Regions from separate parts of the Homo sapiens genome. Here regions 1 and 3 are each linked to region 2. Evidence: chromatin loops called from intact Hi-C (ENCODE). Cell type or tissue: endothelial cell of umbilical vein. All regions are shown on one strand. Each heading gives the region's core, and the rest is flanking DNA. Links, peaks and the distances in the headings are about the cores only. Region 1 overlaps USP9X (ubiquitin specific peptidase 9 X-linked). Region 2 has its middle 37 kb from the start of ATP6AP2. Region 3 has its middle 160 kb from the start of USP9X.

Region 1 (6,749 bases), core at 732-5,731, 570 kb after region 2:
TTGGGATTCAGTGATGAGCAAAGCTTGCATAGCTTCTGCCCTTAAGGAGCTTTTATGTTTTAGTAAGAAGATAAACTCACACAGGTGCTATGAGAAAATAGGGTAGCTGGCTCCTAGAGTCTAGGATGTGAGTACTTGATGAATCCTGAGTCAGGAGAGTTGGGAGCTGCTGAATTAATATGGGTAAAACTAAGCAGACTGCTTTGTTCAGAGGCTCTCAGAGGTGGCATGAAGGAGCACTTTGTGAAGGAACAACAAGAAGGCAAATTGAACTGGAGTTTGAACAAGCTTTGGCTGGGGTTAGCTGCAAGATGAGGCTGGAATTGGGTGTTTGAGGGCCTTGTAGACCATTAGATAAGTATTTTGATCTTCATCCTGGTCTTTGAAGATTTTTTTTTTTTTTTTTTGAGACGGAGTTTCACTCTTGTTGCCCAGGCTGGAGTGCGGTGGCACAATCTTGGCTCACTGCAACCTCCACGTCCCGGGTTCAAGCAGTTCTCCTGCCTCAGCCTCCCTAGTAGCTGGGACTACAGGCATGCACCACCATGCCCGGCTAATTTTGTATTTTTAGTAGAGATGGGGTTTCTCCACGTTGGTCAGGCTGGTCTCGAACTCCCGACCTCAGGTGATCTGCCTGCCTTGGCCTCCCAAAGTGCTGGGATTACAGGCGTCAGCCACTGCGCCCAGCCAGTCTTTGAAGATTTTTAAGCAGTGCTGTGACATATTTTGCATTTCAGTAAAACTCATAGTGATGATTTTTAATACCGAAAGAACAAAACAATTGTAGGAATGGATGCAGGCCTGACAGTCACTGCTTTCAAAAGAAAGCTCAATCCCTTTTCCCTGTTGTTTCCTTTTCTCCCCGTTTGAATTTATAGAGAACAACAGATTCTGTAGAGAACCTTCATGGTATAGTTGGAAGAGCCAAGGGTTTTAGAGTCTTAACGGAAATTATTGTGATCTTGTATAAGCTCAGTGTACTTAATCTCTTAGCTTCTATTTATGTCTGTTAAATTGGACTGATGGCTGTATGAGATAGGTATTATGATTAAATGAGATTATACAAATAAAGCACCTACTGTTGTGCTTGATACACAAGTAAGTACTTAAAACTTTTCAAGAATAATATACAAACTAAGAACTGGAAAGGAGCCACAGAGAACTTTTGAATGGAATGGAACCAACAAGTCCACAAAAGAAAAAAAATCTTTAGCATAAATACTGAGACCTGTTTCGCCTTGCCCACAGGGTGGTTATGGACCATAGTGTCTAAATATAATTGATTGTGAGGTGTATGCTACAAGTAATTATAAGCAATTAAATAATTAGTTAAAATAGTAATGTTTGCAAATGAGATTACCTAAAAATATTAGAGTCAAGATTATCCCCTTAATAATTATTTTCACTCACATTTCATGTGTTTTCGATTGAGGCACCAAAAGAATCCTTGAAGTCCAGCATATAAGCTATTAATGTTTGCTGTTTTTATTTTGTGCTCTGCTTTATACAGTTTTTGTTTTTTGGCAATTTCTCTGTGTCCATAGAAGTGTGTCAAACCTGTGATAACCTTATTTTAGTGTCCTTTCTCATGCTGTGGTAGAAAAACTGCTGTGTAGGTTACTTTTTCTTCTAGACAACAATGCACTAAAATTTTGTCTTTAAAAACATAATTGAATCTGTCATAGCAACAGCATGTTCAATTTAAAAATTCAAAAAGATCTAAACTTGGCTTAAAAATACGTTTTTTTGTTGTTGTTTTTATTTGAGATGGAGTCTCGCTCTGTCGCCCGGGCTGGAGTGTAGTGGTGCGATCTTGCTCTCTGCAAGCTCTGCCTCCTGGGTTCACACCATTCTCCTGCCTCAGCCTCCCGAGTAGCTGGGACTTCAGGCACCTGCCACCATGCCCGACTAATTTTTTGTATTTTTAGTAGAGACAGGGTTTCACCGTGTTAGCCAGGATGGTCTCCAACTCCCGATTTGTGATCTGCCCGCCTCGGCCTCCCAAAGTGCTGGGGTTACAGGCATGAGCCACCGCGCCTGGCCAAAAATAAGTATTTTTGTACTCTAAAATGGTGGGCATTTTGAAAGAAAGCTTAGCTGAAAAGATGCTGCTTACTGGATTGTAATAAACATGAAACAATTGATTTATACATTCACATTATAATTTTAAATCAGTATATAGTTGACCCTTGAACAACATGGGTTCAAACTGTGTGGTCCACTTTCACTGCAGATTTTTTTCAATAAATATATTGGAAAATATTTTGGAGATTTGTGACAATTTGAAAAAAACAGGATAAACTGCATAGCTTGGAAATACTGAAAAAATTAAGAAAGGTGTGTCATGAACGCGTAAAATACATGTAGATAATAATCTATTTACTACCATAAAATATACATAAATCTATTATAAATTTAACATTTATCAAAACTTAATGCACACAAACGTTTTTATAGACCACATGTGGTGCCACGTGCAGTTGAGAGAAATGTGAACAAATGTAAAGATGGATTAAGTCATAACTGCATAAAATTAACTAGTACATTCTCTACTACTGTAATTTCATAGCCATCTCCTTTTGCTACTGCGATGAGTTTGTTGTAAGTATCCGATGAAAATATGTGACGCTGATCTCTGCATGAGCAGTTCATCTCTCCAGTAAATGGTCTATCATAGTAAAAAATGATCTCTCATGTTCTCATGTATTTTTCATCATGTTTAGTGCAATACCATAAACCTTGAATAACATTACGGGACTCATGAAGTGTCACTAGTGGTGCTGGCGAACAGGCTCCCAAGAAGCAGAGAAAAGTCATGACGTTATAATGTTCTGCAAAGTTTCTTATAAGAAAAAGTTGAATTGCTTGATAGGTACCATAGATTGAGGTCTGAGGTCTGCAGCTGTGGTTGTCCGCCATTTCAGATGATTGATCTTGTAAACAGATGATGTAATTTTACTTTATTGGTAAAAACAGTACAGTACTATAAATACATTTTCTGATTTTCTTCTTTCCTTTTTTTTCCCTTTTCTTTTTTTTTTTTTTGAGACTATCTCACTCTGTCACCCAGGCTAGAGTGCAGTGGTGCGATCTTAGCTCGCTGCAACCTCCACCTCCCGAGTTCAAGCGATTCTCTGCCTCAGCCTCCCTAGTAGCTGGGATTAAAGGTGCACACCATCACACCTGGCTAATTTTTTTTGCATTTTTTATTAGAGACGGGGTTTTACCATGTTGGCCAGGCCGGTCTCAAACTCCTGACTTCAAGTGATCCGCCCGCCTCAGCCTCCCAAAGTGCTGGGATTACAGGTGTGTGAGTCACCACCCCTTCTGAGTTTCTTTTTTTCTCTAGCTTGCTTTATTGTAAGAATACAGTATTATAATACATGTAACAAAATATGTTAGTCGCCTCTTTATGATCAGTAAGGCTTCTTGTCATCAGTATGCTGTTAGTAGTTAAGTTTCTGAGGAATCAAAAGTTATTTATGGGCCGGGCGCAGTGGCTTATGCCTGTAATCCCAACACTTTGAGAGGCCGAGGCGGGTGGATCACGAGGTCAGGAGTTTTAGACCAGCCTGGCCAACATAGTGAAAACCCATCTCTACTAAAAATACAAAAATTAGCCCGGCATTGTGGCACCTGCCTGTAGTCCCAGCTGCTTGGGAGGCTAAGGCAGGAGAATCACTTGAAACCAGGAGGCAGAGGTTGCAGTGAGCCGAGATTGTGCCACTGCACTCTAGCCTGGGCAACAGAGCAAGACTCCGTCTCCAAAAAAAAAAAAAAGAAAAAGAAAAAAAAAAAAAGTAGTGAGGTCTGGCGCCCTCTACTGGTGAAGGCTAAGTATAGCTTGTGTTGTACAGTTAGGTCTCTTGTCTCTAGTGAGTCAAATATTTTAATGGAAAAACAAGGGTTATAGATGTCGGTTAAACATAGAAATTTGAAAGGAAGAGAAGTAATTCCCTTTGATTGTTGGTGCATAAAACCGGAATAGGCAAAATTCACAAGTCAAGATTAATTTCCAAGTCAAGATAATTTCCATGTTTGAGCTTAAGGATGATCTATCAAATTGTTTTCTAAGAAACTCATTTCACTTTGATGTCCAGTAAAGGAAATAATCTGGTAGGGGGTTGGAGTTGCTGTTGCTTGTTTATTGTCTCTATCCCCAGTCTGTAATGTTCCACAAAAGCAGAGATATTTGATGCACTGTGTACTTCCATATATTCTCCTATGATTAGAACAATATGTGACCCATTGCAGATGCTCAGTACACAATTTTTGAATGACTAAGCTTTGAGTTTTTATTTAAACACCTTTTTTTTGGATGAAAAGAAAAATTGAGAGAAGAAAATCTTAAGTATCCTAGGATCATATGTAGAATCAGAGGATTTCAACGTGCTGTATAAAAGGAGAGAGATTCTGGAACATAGGGCAAATTTTAGCAGAGTTGGGATAATGACTGGGTAAGAAAGGATAATTCTTTGTTCTAAAAGGGATTTCTCTGGTATTAAGGCCCTGTGTGAAAGCTGCTGGAGAAATTCAGTTCTGCAAAGTTTAAAGTAAATGGTTTGCTGTTTATGGAGTACTAGATTACTTAATGCAGTCCAGCCTTTATCTAGGTAAAGGTGATGCTTTTCCCATTGTGGAAGATGTTAGGATGCTAAGTTTGAATATGAAAATGTGTTGTGTGTTGTAGAGGCAATCAAATCACCATTTTGGTTGTATTTCCCATTGAGAAAATTAAAGATGCTTCTGTTTGTGTAATAATTTTGTTTTTATGAAATAAAGCGTAAAACTTCATGTGGTAAAATTTCACACTGTGATTCATTGTATTTGAGCATGCCTATGGAAAGTGATTGTTACTGTGTCAAATATTGAATGATTTGAATAATTACTAAGTTGTTCAGTTGTGTGTAGGATACTGCTGCTTTGACTTGGTAGAGAGCTTGTTCTAGCCCTGCTAGGTATGCCTAAATCTCTGTGACATAAAAAACAGGCTCTTTTAGAGTTGTGAGACTGCTACTTGAAATCAGGCAAAGCTGTGTGATTCCCAGCTGTTTCCACCACTTGAGTATTGAATAGGATTTATTAAGAAAAGTAGTGGTGTTATTCTTGGATAACTTAGTTGTATCTGTGATAAGTTTTTTTCTCCCACTCAAACCTTTCCAAATTATATCTGAAGGCAATATTTTCAGATTCATTCCTGAAATATTTAGGAACTCTGCACAGTACATTGTAGAAAGGGAAAAGAAAATTTACATTTTTTTGAGAATTACTGTGCTTGCTATTTGTGAGACTCCTTTTATTAAAGCAATTCTCATGGCTTTCTTTTTTTTGTGTGGGTAATAGCATCTCAATTTTAAATACCTGGAAAAAGAATGAGAGAGGTTGTTACTTTCTTTTTAAGATAGGCAGATTGTAAGTGACAGAAGTTGGATTTTGAATGAGTTATGTTTGAATCCAGAAATTATTTTTAATTGCTCCATGCCTATTTCCTGCTCTTTATCTTGCATCTTAGTGTGCTGAGGGAAAGGGATCAAATTCTTATGTGGTAGTAGAGAGATGCAGCAGAGTATGCTATGCTGAGACCTGACATACCTGCTCAGCAATACCGGAAATATAGAAATGAGGACAGCTTGTCGGGTAGAAGAAACAGAAACCAAGAGCTAGAAAGGCGAGACTATATAAGAGATAGGGATAGCAAGCAGCTTGAGGCTTTTGCTGATTGAGTGTCCTGTCATAAGCAGAAGATGATTTAGTTCTGTGGTCTTAGAGAAAGGTGTTTTGAGAGAGGAGTTTCACACTGCCGCTTTTCCCATTTATCTTAGTTATTTTGTTTAAAGGGATAGTCCCTTAGTTATCCACATGATACTTTTGTCTAGAATAATTTATACCATGACTTTTGCCAGATATTTCTGATTTGTGTATAGATGGTTACTGAATTCATATAGATGGAAGGATATTGTGCATAAAAATATGAGAATATAATTTTGAGGTATTTTAGCTCAAATGATCTCCAAATGCTAAAAGAACTGCAAGGTAAGGGAACAGTGAGTACTCTATATATACAATTTTACTGTGGGAAAATATACATAAAATTTACCATTCTAACCTTTTTTTTTTCTTCTTCTTTTTTTTTTTTTTTTGAGACGGAGTTTTGCTCTGTTGCCCAGGCTGGAGTGCAGTGGTGCGACCTCGGCTCACTGCAAGCTCTGCCTCCTGGGTTCACGCCATTCTCCTGCCTCAGCCTCCCGAGTAGCTGGGACTACAGGCGCCCGCTATTGTATGTTTATTAGAGGTGGGGTTTCACCGTGTTAGCCAGGATGGTCTCAATCTCCTGACCTCGTGATCCGCACACCTTGGCCTCCAGAAGTGCTGAGATTACAGGCATGAGCCACCACGCCCGGCCCTTTTTTCTTCTTTTTTGAGACGGAGTCTCACTCTGTCATCCAGGCTGGAGTTCAGTGGCACCACCTCGGCTCACTGCAACCTCTGCCTTCCGGATTCAAGCGATTCTCCTGCCACAGCCTTCCGAGTAGCTGGGATTACAGGTGTGCGCCACCACGCCCAGCTAATTTTTGTATTTTTAGCAGAGACAAGTTTCACCATGTTGGTCAGGCTGGTCTTGAACTCCTGATTTCAGGTGATCCACCTGCCTCAGCCTCCCAAAGTGCTGGGATTACAGGCGTGAAACACCGTGCTCGGCTGATTTTAACCATTTTTAAGTTTGCAGTTCAGTGGCATTAAGTACATTC
Region 2 (6,749 bases), core at 1,043-6,042:
GCAAGAGAATCATTTGAACCTAAGAGGTGGAGGTTGCAGTGAGCTAAGATTGTGCCACTGCACTCCAGCCTGGGCAACAAAGCGAGACTCCTTCTCGGAAACATAAAAAATAATAGTACCTACTCGGTAGAGTTGCTCTGAGGTTTAAAAGAAACTATAGGTGTAAAATGCTTAGAAAATGATATGGCACACAGTAAGTGTCTTAGTCCCCTTTGTGCTGCTATAAAAGAATGTCACAGACTGGGTAATTTATGAGGAACAGACATTGATTTCTTGCAGTTCTGGAGGCTGGGACATCCGAGATCAAGGTGCTGGCAGGTTTGGTCTCTGGTCCAAGATGGTGCCATGTTGCTGTGTCTTCCAGAGAGGAGGAATACTGTGTCTTCACATGGCAGAAAGTGGAAAGACAAAAAAGAATGAACTCTGTGGAACTCTGTGTCCTCATGTGGCAGAAGAGCAGAAGAGAGTGAACCCACTCCCACTAACCCTTTTTATAGTGGCATTAATTCACTCACGAAGGCAGAACCCTCATGACCTAAATATTTCACCAAAGGCCCCACCTCCCAACACTCTTGCATAGGGATTAAACTTCTAACAAATGAATTCTGGGGGACACATTCAGACCACAACAGTAAGCATTCAATGATTGGTAGTTTTTCATTATTGTTTCTGCTTTTGTTTATCTTTATCCTTTCTAAGGCTCTCCTCACTTTCTGTCTTGTACCATAGGTATTTACATGCCATCTTTAAATGCTCAACTGGTCTGCAAACTTCTTTCTTTTTCCTTTCTTTTTTCTTTTCTTTTTTTTTCTTTGAGACAGGGTCTCACTCTGCTGTTCAGGCTGGAGTGCAGTGGTGTGATCACGGTTCACTGTAGCCTCGACCTCCCAGGCTCAAGCAATCCTCCTGACTCAGCCTCCTGAGTAGCTGGAACCATAGGAACACATCGCCACACCTGGCTAATTTTTTTTTTTTTAATTTTGTAATAGAGGCAGGGTCTCCCTATGTCGCCCAGGCTGGTCTTGAACTCCTGGGCTCAACTGATCCTCCTCCCTCAGCTTCCCAAAGTGCTGAGATTACAGGTGCAAGCCACCATGCCCAGCCATGTCTGCAAGATTCTTGAAGGAAGAAGGTAGCTTATCTATCTAGCTACCTATCTATTTATCTACCCATTCATCTATCATCTATCTGTCTATCTAGATGTCTATCTGTCTGTGACCACTGTTGCCTTTTACTCCTACTTCCTGGTGGCCATACTCACCCTCAGATCAGGTTGCATTGGAGTGACTGGGGGATTTTTTTAATACATATCCAGCTAAGGGGAAGTTGAGTTGAGGATATATTTAAGTTAGGTTTAGTGGAATATTTTGTGTGTACTGTTTTGTTGTTGTTGTTGTTGTTGTTTTGAGGCAGATTCTCGCTCTGGCACCCACAGTAGAGTGCAATGGCGCCATCTGGGCTCACTGCAACCTCCGCCTCCCATGTTCAAGCAATTCTCCTGCTTCAGCTTCCCGAGTAGCTGGGATTACAGGCTTGTGCCACCACACCGGGCTAATTTTTATATTGTTAGTAGCGACAGGGTTCCAACGTGTTGGCCAGGCTGGTGTCGAACTCCCGGCCTCAGGTGATCCGCCTGCCTCAGCCTCCCAAAGTGCTGGGATTACAAGTGTGAGCCACCGTGCCTGGCCTTTTATGTGTACTTTTAAGACATTACTAGCTATCCCAGTGTCAGCATGGCTTCTGGGAAACTCTCACCACCCACTGGATCGACTTTCCAGTTGGTTCAGGCCCAGAGGTTAGATCTCAGTGTAAATCCATCTTATGGTGTCCAGAACCAGAAGTATAGTGGAAGAGAAACAAGGTTTGAAAAGTATGGAGTCAGAAACTACTCTGTGGAAAATTCAGGCATGAAAACTTGTAAGCAGAGGATTCAGTTGCCATCCAAGCCTAGACAAAACGGAAATACTCCCCTGTCTGAAATATATTCGGTGATGCAATGTATACAATTATGAACGTACCATATATTTTTCTTTTCTGATGGAATGTATGTGAAATAGAATGGATCAGAATTCCTGGTTTATAGGGCACAAACCTACATCAGTACAAAAAACAGAAAGCAGGTCTGTGTGTGAAGTCACATGTTTTATCCAGCCCAGTGAATTGGACTGCATCTTGGAGTACCTGATGTCCCTTGTCCTGATGAAGTCTGGCAGTTCCAGATGAAACGGCAGGCCAAATTGCCACTGACACAGCAAAATGCCCTAAAGAAACATATTTATCAACGAGTCAATTTTTATCCCATAAGAGTAATTCGATTACATAATTACGTAGCCCTGCACAATGTAGAGGAAATTTAAGAAGGCATTTGAATTGCCCTTATATGCCCTAATTTCAGATGAACTATATAATATATATATTAAATGTATTAAATGTGTGTGTATATATACATATATACACACACACACACATTTTTGGAATCATTGATCCCACTGAAGATTGATCAACCAGTATGCAGCCAAAAATGGCAAGATTAAAAACTGCTATAGAGGTGTGTTAGGCAGTTAATTAATAAAAACATGTTGTCATATTGTCTGAATTTTGTGAGGTTTAGGGTACTTGTCAACTGTTCAAAATTCAGAATTTCTTGTGATTTCTTTTCATACTAAAGTGTGTACCTGGAATCCTATATACTGTTACTTAAAGTGGAATTTCAAAATTGTGTAAGTTCCTGGCCCCACTTTGCCTGGGTCCTCATCAAGTGTCACCCCTGACATGTGTGGTACACACCACACAGCACACACATTTCCACAGGCGGTCATGCTGGGAGGTGTATCTCTTGGTGGGGGGAAGAAAGGGCCAAGGGCCTTGATGGAGGTAAAAAAGGCTATGGTTCTATCATGTAATAGAGCTGGGACTTGGAATCCACAGAGGTGAAACGGTGGGGCAAATCCAATCACTCGGCTTCCACTTTGGGGACTGAGGCACAAGAATGGCAAATAGAAAAAGAGGAGGGGGTTAGCAGTATCCATGGTCTCTTTAAAAAAAAAAAAGAAAAGAAAAGAAAAAGACGAAGGGGAGATAAAGACCCTTCTAAGTAGGTTGCAGTTCTGTATTTGGCCACAAGATGGTGGTAAAAGAGTGTGCTCTACATTCAGTCAAAAACTCATTAAGAGCTAATCAAAGCAAAGCGGGTTTTTCCTGTTTCCTGCCAGTGCTTTCTCCCCTTTTCCAAGCCTCAGTGCGTTTACTATTGTTCCATTCTTTTTGGTTAAAGTCATCACAAATCTGCGTTTTTGTTTGTTAACTCAGCTGTAACCTGCAGTTCGTCTTCTAGACAACTTTCCCTGCTTCTTATAGTTAAGGATTATGTTCTTATTAACTATTATTAGAAGAATTTTCTGACCCAGAAGTTTCAGGACTTAAAGCTATAGTCTTAGTTCAATAATTGTCTGATTACGTGCTGCTCTGCTTGGAGCTTTCATTACTCGGCTTCTATTTCGCGTGTGTTTCTCCATACCCCCTCCCTCAGGGCTCTGTACAGAGTTTTATCTGAAAAACCAGCTTCGACCCCCGTCTGTCCAGGAGAGATATGGTTCCATCTGGTTTTGCTGGGGCCCTGCGAAGGCTGAATTACTCCTATGTTAACCATAACAAAAATGGGCAACTTGCCTAAGAAAAACAATGACAGAAATAGAAGAGTCAGCCTTGCTGGATCCAATCCTTCATTTTCCAAGCTGGTTTTGGACACCATTGCCCCCTTCTCTCCTACCTGCCTCCCAAGATTTTGACAGCCCTGTAGGCCAACACTATTTGCTCAGAACACACCCCCCAGAAAGCACGGGGCAGCCACAACAACTGATCACCTTCCTAACCCCTTTTGAGAGTTTTGCCATCACTGAGGGCCCTTGACCTGAACATGTACTTGGTATATGAGCGGGGGCCTCTTGCTGGGAAACCATGCCAAAAATGAGAGGCAAAGGACACAGCTCAAGAGCAACCACGCTGCTCTCCTGAGTGTACAGGTACAGGAGCTCCTGCCTCTCCAGCAGTTGAGATGACCATGTTTATTTTGATGAGTCGTGTTTGCCTTCTTAGATTGATGACACTGCTGGCTGAGGTTAGAGAGCCATCTGTGTAAGAGGACACAGCAAAGTTCACTGGCCCACACTCACAGCAGATCTTGGCTGCATCCTTAGTAAGCCTCCCATGATCCTTGACTGCTCCAGGATTGACACGTCCCGTGAGACAATGGGCACTTTTGCAAAGAGGAGCAGAATTAGAAATCTCAGTCTGTTTCCTCTGCAAAGTGCCTTTCTCGCTCCAGATCCTGATTATTCTGGTTTGGCCTTGTATAAATGTCCTGCTCTGAACAACAGCTTGGATCCTCTGGTTGGGCAGAATGGGAGAATCAGTGCTGGACAAGGAGTTAGGGGACCCAGATTCAGACGCCAGCTGTGTCCCTTTTTTTGGAATGAAGGACTTCTTCCCCTAGCTTCAAAGAATGCCACCAGCAGACACCCTTCCCCCATCCCCATCAGGCCCTTAGCTATGGCCAGGGCCGCATCTTTTCCCAGGATAGCCCACATCTGATGACTGATTGACAAGGGGGAATTAAGGCTCGGCCCTCTTATTCCATCTTGGGACAGCTCCAAGGGTCATTCAATCTTTCAACCTCCTTATAGAGTGGGCTAAGACTTCCCTAAAGACTGCATCATAGCTCGACTTCTCCTTCTGCCCACTCTTGCTTTCTTCTCTTCCCTTCCTCAGTCATGGATCCCACAGGCTCTCCCTAATAAACCTCCCGCACACTAAAGTCCACTTCAGAGTCCTACTTCCCGGAAAGCCCAGCATGCAACAGGGACCCTGAGAAAGTTCAGTACCTTTTCTGAACTGTCAGGAGGTTGTCCGAGAGCCACAGAACTGTGTTTTGTGCTACCTCTCTTTGTGGTCATTTTCTCTCAGCTGCTCACTATAGATTCCACCAGCTCTTGGCAACTAGACCCACCAAGGAACCCAAAAAGGCCCAAGAACCCAGTCACAAAGATGTATTCATGCTGGAAGTGGCTGCTCACCATGGCAGGCTAGCAGGCGGTGCTGGGACACGGTCTATAGCTCTCGACTCCAATCCAAAGAGCATGGCTGTATTTGGTTTTCAAGCCCATTTGCTGCTTAATTCTAAGGAATAATTTCCCCACTCAGTTCCTTCAACCTGGAGACAGGCCTGGAAGGTTGTCCACTGGACTGCTTTATCCCACCATTGACCTTTTCTACCTCTCTTCCTATAGAGCAGCCCTGCCCAATAGGCATAGAATTCAAGCCACATATGTAATCTCCAATACTAACAGCTATATACACAAAAGTAAAAAAGAAACAGGTGAAATTGACCAAAACAATATACTTTACTTAACCCAATGTGTCCAAAATAGGATCATTTCAATATGTGATCAGCATGAAAATAAGGTATTTTAAATTCTTTTTGTTCATACTGTCTTTAACATCTGGTGTATCTGACATAGTACATCTCAGATTGGACTAGCCCCATTGCCCATTCTATTGGACTAATCACAATACAGTTTAGGCAACCGTATTGGACAGAGCTGGCATAGATTATACATCAAGAGAGTTGCAGAACAAGGCATATGAGAATCTAGGATTTTGTAGCAGAGCGCTTCGGTTTCTAAGGCCGATGAGTTTGAAGCCTCAACTCGTAGGTTTTTGCTGGCCCTTGTATCTCATTTTTCCATAAATTAAGGATAGGCCAGGCTCAGTGACTCAGCCCTGTAATCCCAGCACTTTGGGAGGCCAAGGCAGGCAGATCACTTGAGCCCAGGAGTTCGAGACCAGCCTGGGCAACCTGGCAAAACCCCGTCTCTACAAAAAATTCAAAAATTAGCCAAGTGTGGTGGTGCATGCCTGTAGTCCCAGCTGCTAGGGAGGCTGAGGTGGGAGGATCGCTTGAGCCCAAGAGGTCAAGGCTGCAGAGTTGTGATTGTGCTACTGCACTCCAGCCTAGGCAACAGAGCAAGACCCTATCTCAAAAAAAAAAAAAAATGGATAATGTAAGGATAATATTCTACCTGCCTCATAATATAGGTGTGAGCCTCTAACAAGATAATGCCCCTAAAGCAACAATGACATCATAGATTATCCCAAAACAATGGCTTTCGAACTGACTTCCCCCAACCCCAAGGCCTACCAGCAGCTAGCAACATTAGCCAGGACTGAGGCTTGTAATGTTTGAAAGCAATACCAAAGACATGTTTATTTAGAGTTGCATTTGTGTGCCTCTTACAAAGTCTTGACCAATTTTCTAATCCCAATCAGGAAAGGAAGCGTTTGGAGTGAGGTATAATGCTACGTGTTCCTTTAGAATGTAAAACGTTTAATTAGATGCCAAGAATTGAAAATCTTGATTCAGAGCCCGAAATGGCTAATAAGGTTTTATTGTTGCTATCACTTAGAGTTTTTATAGAACTTTAGGCTTGCAAAGTGCTTTTCAATCACTTGAGAGAATCTAAGTTTGTTAACAGCGAGATGAAAAAATGTTCCATTCATCAGGAGAGACAACATACATAATATTTTAAGTATTTAAGAATTATGACCCTGCTGTGAGAACTACTACAATTACTTCTATGTGGATACAAGAGATTCTAGTTATAGACATAGGACATTAATGCAGATACCAGTGTTATTACCCTGCTGAGTCTGCAAGGGCGAACTTTTGCAAGTCAGGAAATAGGAAAGTTTCT
Region 3 (6,749 bases), core at 1,204-6,203, 380 kb after region 2:
ACAACAAAATATTGAGGTGGTGGATGAATGAAACAAGACTGGCAAAATGTTAATTGTTGAAGCTGAGTGATGAGTACATGGAGCTCATAATATTAATCTCATTTCTACTGTTGCCTATGTTTAAATTTTTCCATAATAAAAAGGTTTTAAAAATAAAGATTCCTTAAAGACCAAGAAACTATCACAGATTGAAGGAGACTAAGCAGATGATGACTAAATCCTATGTGGTATCCTGGGTCAGATCTGGAAAGAAAAAAGGGGAAAACCCAAATAAAGTCTGTAGTTTAGTTACAAGTATTATATCAATGTTAATTTCTTGTTTTGAAAAATGTACCATGGTTAAGTGAGATGTTAACATTAGAAGAACCTGGGTGAAGGGTATACAGGAATGATCTGTACTATCTTGGCATCTCTTCGGTAAATCTAAAATTATTTAAAAATAAAATGTTAAACATAAATAAATAAATACTCTTTACTCCTGACACATAACATGTTAAAGTGAATTTTTACCTTCAAAGAAAAATACTTCTGTCTCTATTATTGAGCTATAGGCTTTAAATAACTCTCAAAAGATGAGAACATTGGCATACTTGCACCACCTCCATGTTTTCCCCCTTCTAGAATCTCCAGAAATATATGATAATTTTTATTTATACAATTAGAGTATATAACGTTTATATGATATTCTCTTTCTGCAGTTACTTTAGCTTTTAATGGGCCCATTGATCGCTGTCATCATTTTTACTATTACATCCGTTTGTAGAAATTTATCAGACAATTGTATTTCCAAGAAGAAAGGCTCTCGGGAAGTATAAAGGCATCTGTTTGTGACATTATACTTGGATGACGGTCTGGCTTGGCACACATACTCTTTCCCTGAAGATTTGGTAGGCATTGCGCCTCCATCTTCTGATGTTGGATGCTATTATGGTGAGGTTGGAAGCCAGACAATTTTTTCCCAGTCACAAATGATGTGGTTTATTTGCAAGGATTCCCATAGGATTCTTTCCTAATCTCCAAAGTCCAGTAACTTCATCAGTATATGAACTGAACTTACTTGTTCTGTGGCAATTTTACCTGGGATAAGTTTGTTCTTTCAAGCTATGAATTCAAGTCTTATTACTAGAAGCACTCTTGAATGATATATTTGAACATTTTTGTTGATGTTGTGGTTCCATTTAATCTATTCTATTATTCAGAAACACCAATCATGCATATGGTGGATAACCTTTGTTCTCTATATATGTCACTTTCTTTACAATCCTTTTAAACTTTTAAAACTATTTATTATATTTTCATTCATTTTGCTCACTTTTTCCAAGCCTTCCTTCCATGCCCATAGCTGTTTTTTGAACAGTATCTGTTTTCCTTTTTGCTGCTCCTATTAGGGCCTTCATTTCTCTTTTATTTTTGTTTTCTCTATTTCTTTCTTGAGTGCTGTCAGCTCATTTTTAATCTCCTTTATTTTATTTCTTTCTTGAGGTATTGTATCTCTGCCTAAGCCCATGACTGATTCACAGATTTTCTTTTTATTACTTTTTTTTGCATATTTTTGGTCATGATTTTTATTTTTTTTCCATGGCAAACTATTTCTGCTGTGTGCTTTTCTGTCCTGTCTTGGCCATGCCCCTTTATTCTTGAGGATATTTTTGTATAGTTCCTATATTGCCTTCTTTTTATTATTACTAATATTTCAATGATGATTGATTTTGCTAGACCAGCTCTGTGGAAAGCAGAAGGGACAGTGCTGAGTTCTGAACAACAAAACATTTTGTTAGTTCAGAATTCCTTGGAGCCTCTCAAGGTACAAGATAGTGTGTGAGAGTTATTGGTTTAGTCTTTTCTTCTCCCCAACCAATAATGGTAGACAGGTGCCAGTCTGGTCATCAATCTCAATGTCCTTTCCACCCTACCACAGCAACAGACTGCTTATGCAAAGATGGCTTATCATCAATTCCTGGCCTGGCCCCACTTCAGCTACCACTTCTGCAGCCAGCCTGTGTACCTGTATCATGCTGGGGCAAGTCAGGTGTTAGTGATTTTGTCCACAATGGTGTGCCACATACCCTAGGGGTCTCTACCCTACTACATGTGCCTGGCATCAGAAGAGCCAGGGACTCTTTCCTGACCCCCATTTTTCCTCACTGCACTAAGCAGCTCTTCCATACTCATTGTAATTTCAGGTGATAGCTGCCTCTTACTCTCCTACTCTCACTGAAGGTGTGGTTTCTGTTCCTGTTTCTTTCTTTCTTTTTTTTTTTTTTTTTTTTGAGACAGGGTCTCACTCTGTTGCCCAGGCTGGAGTGCAGAGGTATGATCTTGGCTTCTTGGCTCACTGCCACCTCTGCCTCCCGGCTTCAAGTGATTCTCATGCCTCAGCCTCCCAAGTAGCTGGGACGACAGGCACGTGCCACCACGCCATGGTAATTTTTGTATTTCGCCATGTTGGCCAGGCTGGTCTCAAACTCCTGACTTCAGGTGATCCTCCCACCTCGGCCTCTCAAAGTGCTGGAATTACAGGCATGAGCTACTGCACCCAGCCTCCATTCCTGTTTCTCATTCTCCTTGCTGTATCTGGTTGTTTACAGAGAGGAGAACACAAAGATGATAATTAAGAATATATTCTCTGGAGTAAGACAGGTCTGTGTTTGAATCCAGGCTCTGCTATTCATTAGCTATGTAATCTTAGACAAGTTATGAAACCACTTTAGTTCTCAGTAATGGGATAATAATACTTACCCCAAAATGTTGCCAAGAGGATTAAAGGATATAAATTTCAGTTCTAGGTTCTGTACCAGTCATATAACAAGCTTTCACTGAATGTTAGCTTTTTAAAAATTACTATTAGTACAATAACTATTAAAGAAACTAAATTTGTAACTAAATATCTTTTAGAAAAGAAAGCTCCAGATCCAGATAGTCCAAAATTCTACCAAACATTTAAAGAATAAATAATGCTAATTCTGCAAATCTCTTCCAGAAAGTAGAGGAGAATACTTCCCAACTTATTTTATGAAGGCAGTATTACCATGATGCCAACACCAGATATAGACATTACAAGAAAAGAAAATGATATATTAAGATCCCTTTTGAACATAGATACAAACATTAGTAAATCAAACCAGCAATATATAAAGAGAATAATATCCTGTAACCAAGTGGGGTTTATCCTATGAATGAAAGTCTCATTCAATATGCAAAAATCAATGCAATCCATCATATCAACAAACTAATGAAGAAGAACCATATGATCACATCAAATGATGCAGAAACAGCATTTGTCAAAAGTTAACATCCATTCATGAAAAAACAAAAAACTCTCAGCAAACTAAGAATAGAAAGAAACTTCCTCAACCTAATGAAAGGCATCTATTTAAAAATCTACAGCAAACATCATTGTTAATAATGAAAGATGGAATACTTTGCTTCTAAGATTGGGAAGAAGGCAAGGAAATACACTGTCACTACTCCTATTAGATTTCATACTGGAAGTCCTAGCCAGTGCAATAAGGCAAGAAAAATAAATAAAATGTGTACATATTGAAAAGGAAGAAATAAAACTGTCCTTATTCACAGGTAAGATAATCGTCTATAAAGAAAAGTCAAAGAAATCCACACACACAAAATTCTAGAATTAATAAGGAAGTTCAGCAAGGTTGCAGGATATAAGGTCAACACACAATATTTCTGTACACTAATAATTTGGCAATCAAGTTTCTGTATAATAACAATTTGGAAACGAAATTTTTAAATGCAATTTACGTAGCTCCAAAAAATCTAGGCATAAATCTAACATAAATCTAAAAGTTTAATGACATTGATCTTAGCAATGATTTCTTGGATATGACACCAAAAGCACAGGCAGAAAAACCAAAAATAGACAAGGTAGGGCTATGTCAGGGCTGATAAGACAAGTTAGGGCTAAAAAGCTTCTGCACAAAAAAGGAAATAATCAACAGAGTGAAAAGGCAACCTATGGAATGGGAGAAAATATTTTCAAACCATGTATCTGATAAGAGGTTTGTCCAAAATATTAACATGGCATTTGAGGTTGGGGCATGGAAAAATACTGAGGCACTGTGTGTATGTTATTTGTGCATGGGAATGTAACTCCTTGACCCTGAAAACAGGACGAGGAGTGGAATGTGTGATAAGGAATGCTGTAAACAGCCTCCTGAGAATGCGGTTTGAGTGCTTTTACAAGGCCATAGGTGTCTAATGACCCAACCTCAAAAGGCCATCTAGTGGATGTTCGTAGTTTAACAAGCCCTTTCAATAAATACTTGGCGGACGGATTCCGGGGTGACACTCTTTCTCAGAAGAGTGATCCCCCGCCCTGCTCAGCTGGAATTGTCTGAGAACTCATTCTTGGTGTTCACTACAAGCTATAAGCTCTGCAGAAATAACCTGAATGTCCATCAACACATGAATGGATAAAGAAAATGTGGTACAGTATATATACCCTTGATGGAATATTATTCATTCCTTAAAAGGAAGGAAATCCTGTCACATGCCACAACATGGATGAACCTGGAGGACATTATGCTAAATGGAATAACGCATTCACAATAAGGACAAATACTGCATGATTCCACCTATATGAAGTATCTAAAGAAGTCAGACTCATTGAAATAGAGAGTAGAATGGTAGCTGCCAAGGACTGGGGGTAGTGGGAAGTGGGAGAGTTGCCATTCAGTAAGTATAAAGTTTCACTCATGCAAGATTAAAAATTCCTAGAGATCTACTGTATATCATTGTGCTTATAGTTAACAATACTGTATTGCACACTTAAAAGTTGTTAAGAGAGTAGATCTTGGACTATGTGGGTTTTTTTTTTTACTACAATTTTTTTAAAAGCTGAGGCTAAGCCTGAAGCCATTAACAGCTAAAGGCTATTAGCTAACTTAACTCCTGGCAGTTGAATGGTAAATTCTTTCTTAAAGATCACAGCAGAACACCTCCATGAACCTTGTGCTGCTCAACATTTTCAATAGCAGTGAGTGAGATGAAGGCACAGAATGATAGACTCTGACATATCTGCAGCTGACTCACAATATGAAGATAGTCTTTTGGTATGGTTTGGATGTTTTGTTCCCTCCAAATCTCATGTTGAAATGTGACCTCCAATGTTGGAGGTGGGCCTGGTTGGGGGTGTTTGGGGCATGGGAGTGGATCCCTCATGAATGTCTTGGTGCTGTTCCCACAATAATGAGTGAGTTCTCACTCTATTAGTTCACATGAGATCTGGTTGTTTAAAGAGCCTGGGACCTTGTCCCTTTCTCTCTCTCTCTTGCCATGTGACACACTGGATCACATGGCCTTTGCCTTCTGCCATGATTGTAAGCTTCCTGAGGCCCTCACCAGAAGCAGATGCTTGCACTGTGCTTCGTGTATAGCCTGCAGAACCATGAGCCAAATAAACCTCTTTTCTTTTCAAGTTACCCTGTCTCAGGTATTCCTTTATAGCAACACAAGCGGACCAACACATCCTATTATAGACAACAAAATCAAGTTTGAAAACTTTCTTGATGGCTGGGACAGAGCTGGACTGAATTCAACAAGATGAAATCCCATGAAGGTTAATGAAAGATCTTCCATTTAGGTTTGTGATAACCAATTATATAAGTACTAATGGTGAAATTTTTTTCCATCTATATGCCAGGATCTGAGAGTTTTATTTGACTACAAGACTAAAAATGATGCAAGAATGTGTGCTATGGCTACTTAAAGAGCAAACAAAGACTGGCCACATTAATAAAAGTATTGTGTCTAGAACCAGGGAAGTAATATTCTGTCTGAAGCAGGATGTTCCCTTCTGGGCATCACTATTTAAGAAGGACACTGACAATTTAGATACCATTCAGAAAAGGGTAACCAGGTTCTTGGAAGGTCAACAACAGATGAAGAAATAGGGTCCACTTGTTGTGTTATCATAGCACCCTATAGTTTTCCTGTGAGGGATTTATATAACATTGTAAAATAAATAATGCTGTAGTTGTACAAATGTTTTCAAATTTCTTTAACTTTTTATTTTGAGATTATTATAGATTTACAGGAAGTTGCAAAGATGGCACAGAGAGGTCCCATGAGCCCTTTACCTAGTTTACCTTAGTGATACATCTTATATATTTATAGCAAAATATCCAAACCAGAAAGAAAATTGACATTGGCACAATGTTTGTGTATAGTTCCGTGCCATTTTGTCACAAGTGTAGATTTGTGTAACCACCACCACCGGTTTTATTGATCTTTTTAAAGAACCAACTCTTTGTTTCATTGATTTTCTCTGTTTTTCTTTTCGATTTTCAGCTTCATTGATTTCTGCTCTTGTCTTTATTCTCTCCTTCCTTCTGCTTGCTTTGGGTTTATTTTGCTCTTATTTTTCTAGGTTCTTGAAGTTGGAGCTTAAATTATTTATTTGAAACTTTTCTTCTTTTCTAATGTAAGCATTTAGTGCTTTAAATTTCCCCCTCAGCACTGCTGTGTACCACAGATTTTTATAGGATGCATTTTCATTTTCACACAGTTCAGTGTATTTTTTAATTTCACCTGTGACTTCCCCTTTGACACATGGATTATTTGGAAGTATTTTGTTTAATTTCCTAGTGTTTGGAGATTTTCCTGTTATCTTTCTACTATTGATTTCTAGTTAGTTTACATTGTGGTCAGAGAACACACTGTATGATTTCAATTCTTTTACATCTGTTAAGGTTTGTTTTATGGCCCAGGATATGGCCAATCTTGGTATA

What was found. Hi-C counts contacts between places; a loop is a spot of excess contacts. Peaks named below come from ENCODE experiments on the same cell type or tissue, not always from the same donor. Only the 100,000 strongest peaks of a DNase experiment are listed, where the experiment ranks them.
Region 1: a loop joins it to region 2, with 17 times the contacts of the local background. A loop is called at or near these places in 10 of 110 quality-filtered maps.
Region 3: it touches region 2 in a loop (21-fold over the local background); 3 of 110 quality-filtered maps call a loop at or near these places.

What each region holds. Positions count from the first base shown.
Region 1 is chrX:41,111,456-41,118,204 of GRCh38, forward strand. All of the region lies in intron 1 of USP9X (ubiquitin specific peptidase 9 X-linked), which reads left to right. Among named protein-coding and RNA genes, the nearest start is that of USP9X, 29 kb to the left of the region's middle. RefSeq lists a silencer at 3,195-3,327 and an enhancer at 5,588-5,647. In endothelial cell of umbilical vein, for the core only: a CTCF peak has its summit at 3,846 (motif pointing left); no DNase peak of the experiment used is centred there.
Region 2 is chrX:40,540,952-40,547,700 of GRCh38, forward strand. No RefSeq gene overlaps it. Among named protein-coding and RNA genes, the nearest start is that of ATP6AP2, 37 kb to the right of the region's middle. In endothelial cell of umbilical vein, for the core only: a CTCF peak has its summit at 3,127 (motif pointing right); a DNase peak (open chromatin) is centred at 3,240; H3K27ac peaks cover 1,075 bases.
Region 3 is chrX:40,918,333-40,925,081 of GRCh38, forward strand. No RefSeq gene overlaps it. Among named protein-coding and RNA genes, the nearest start is that of USP9X, 160 kb to the right of the region's middle. In endothelial cell of umbilical vein, for the core only: CTCF peaks have their summits at 4,244 and 4,449; a DNase peak (open chromatin) is centred at 4,149.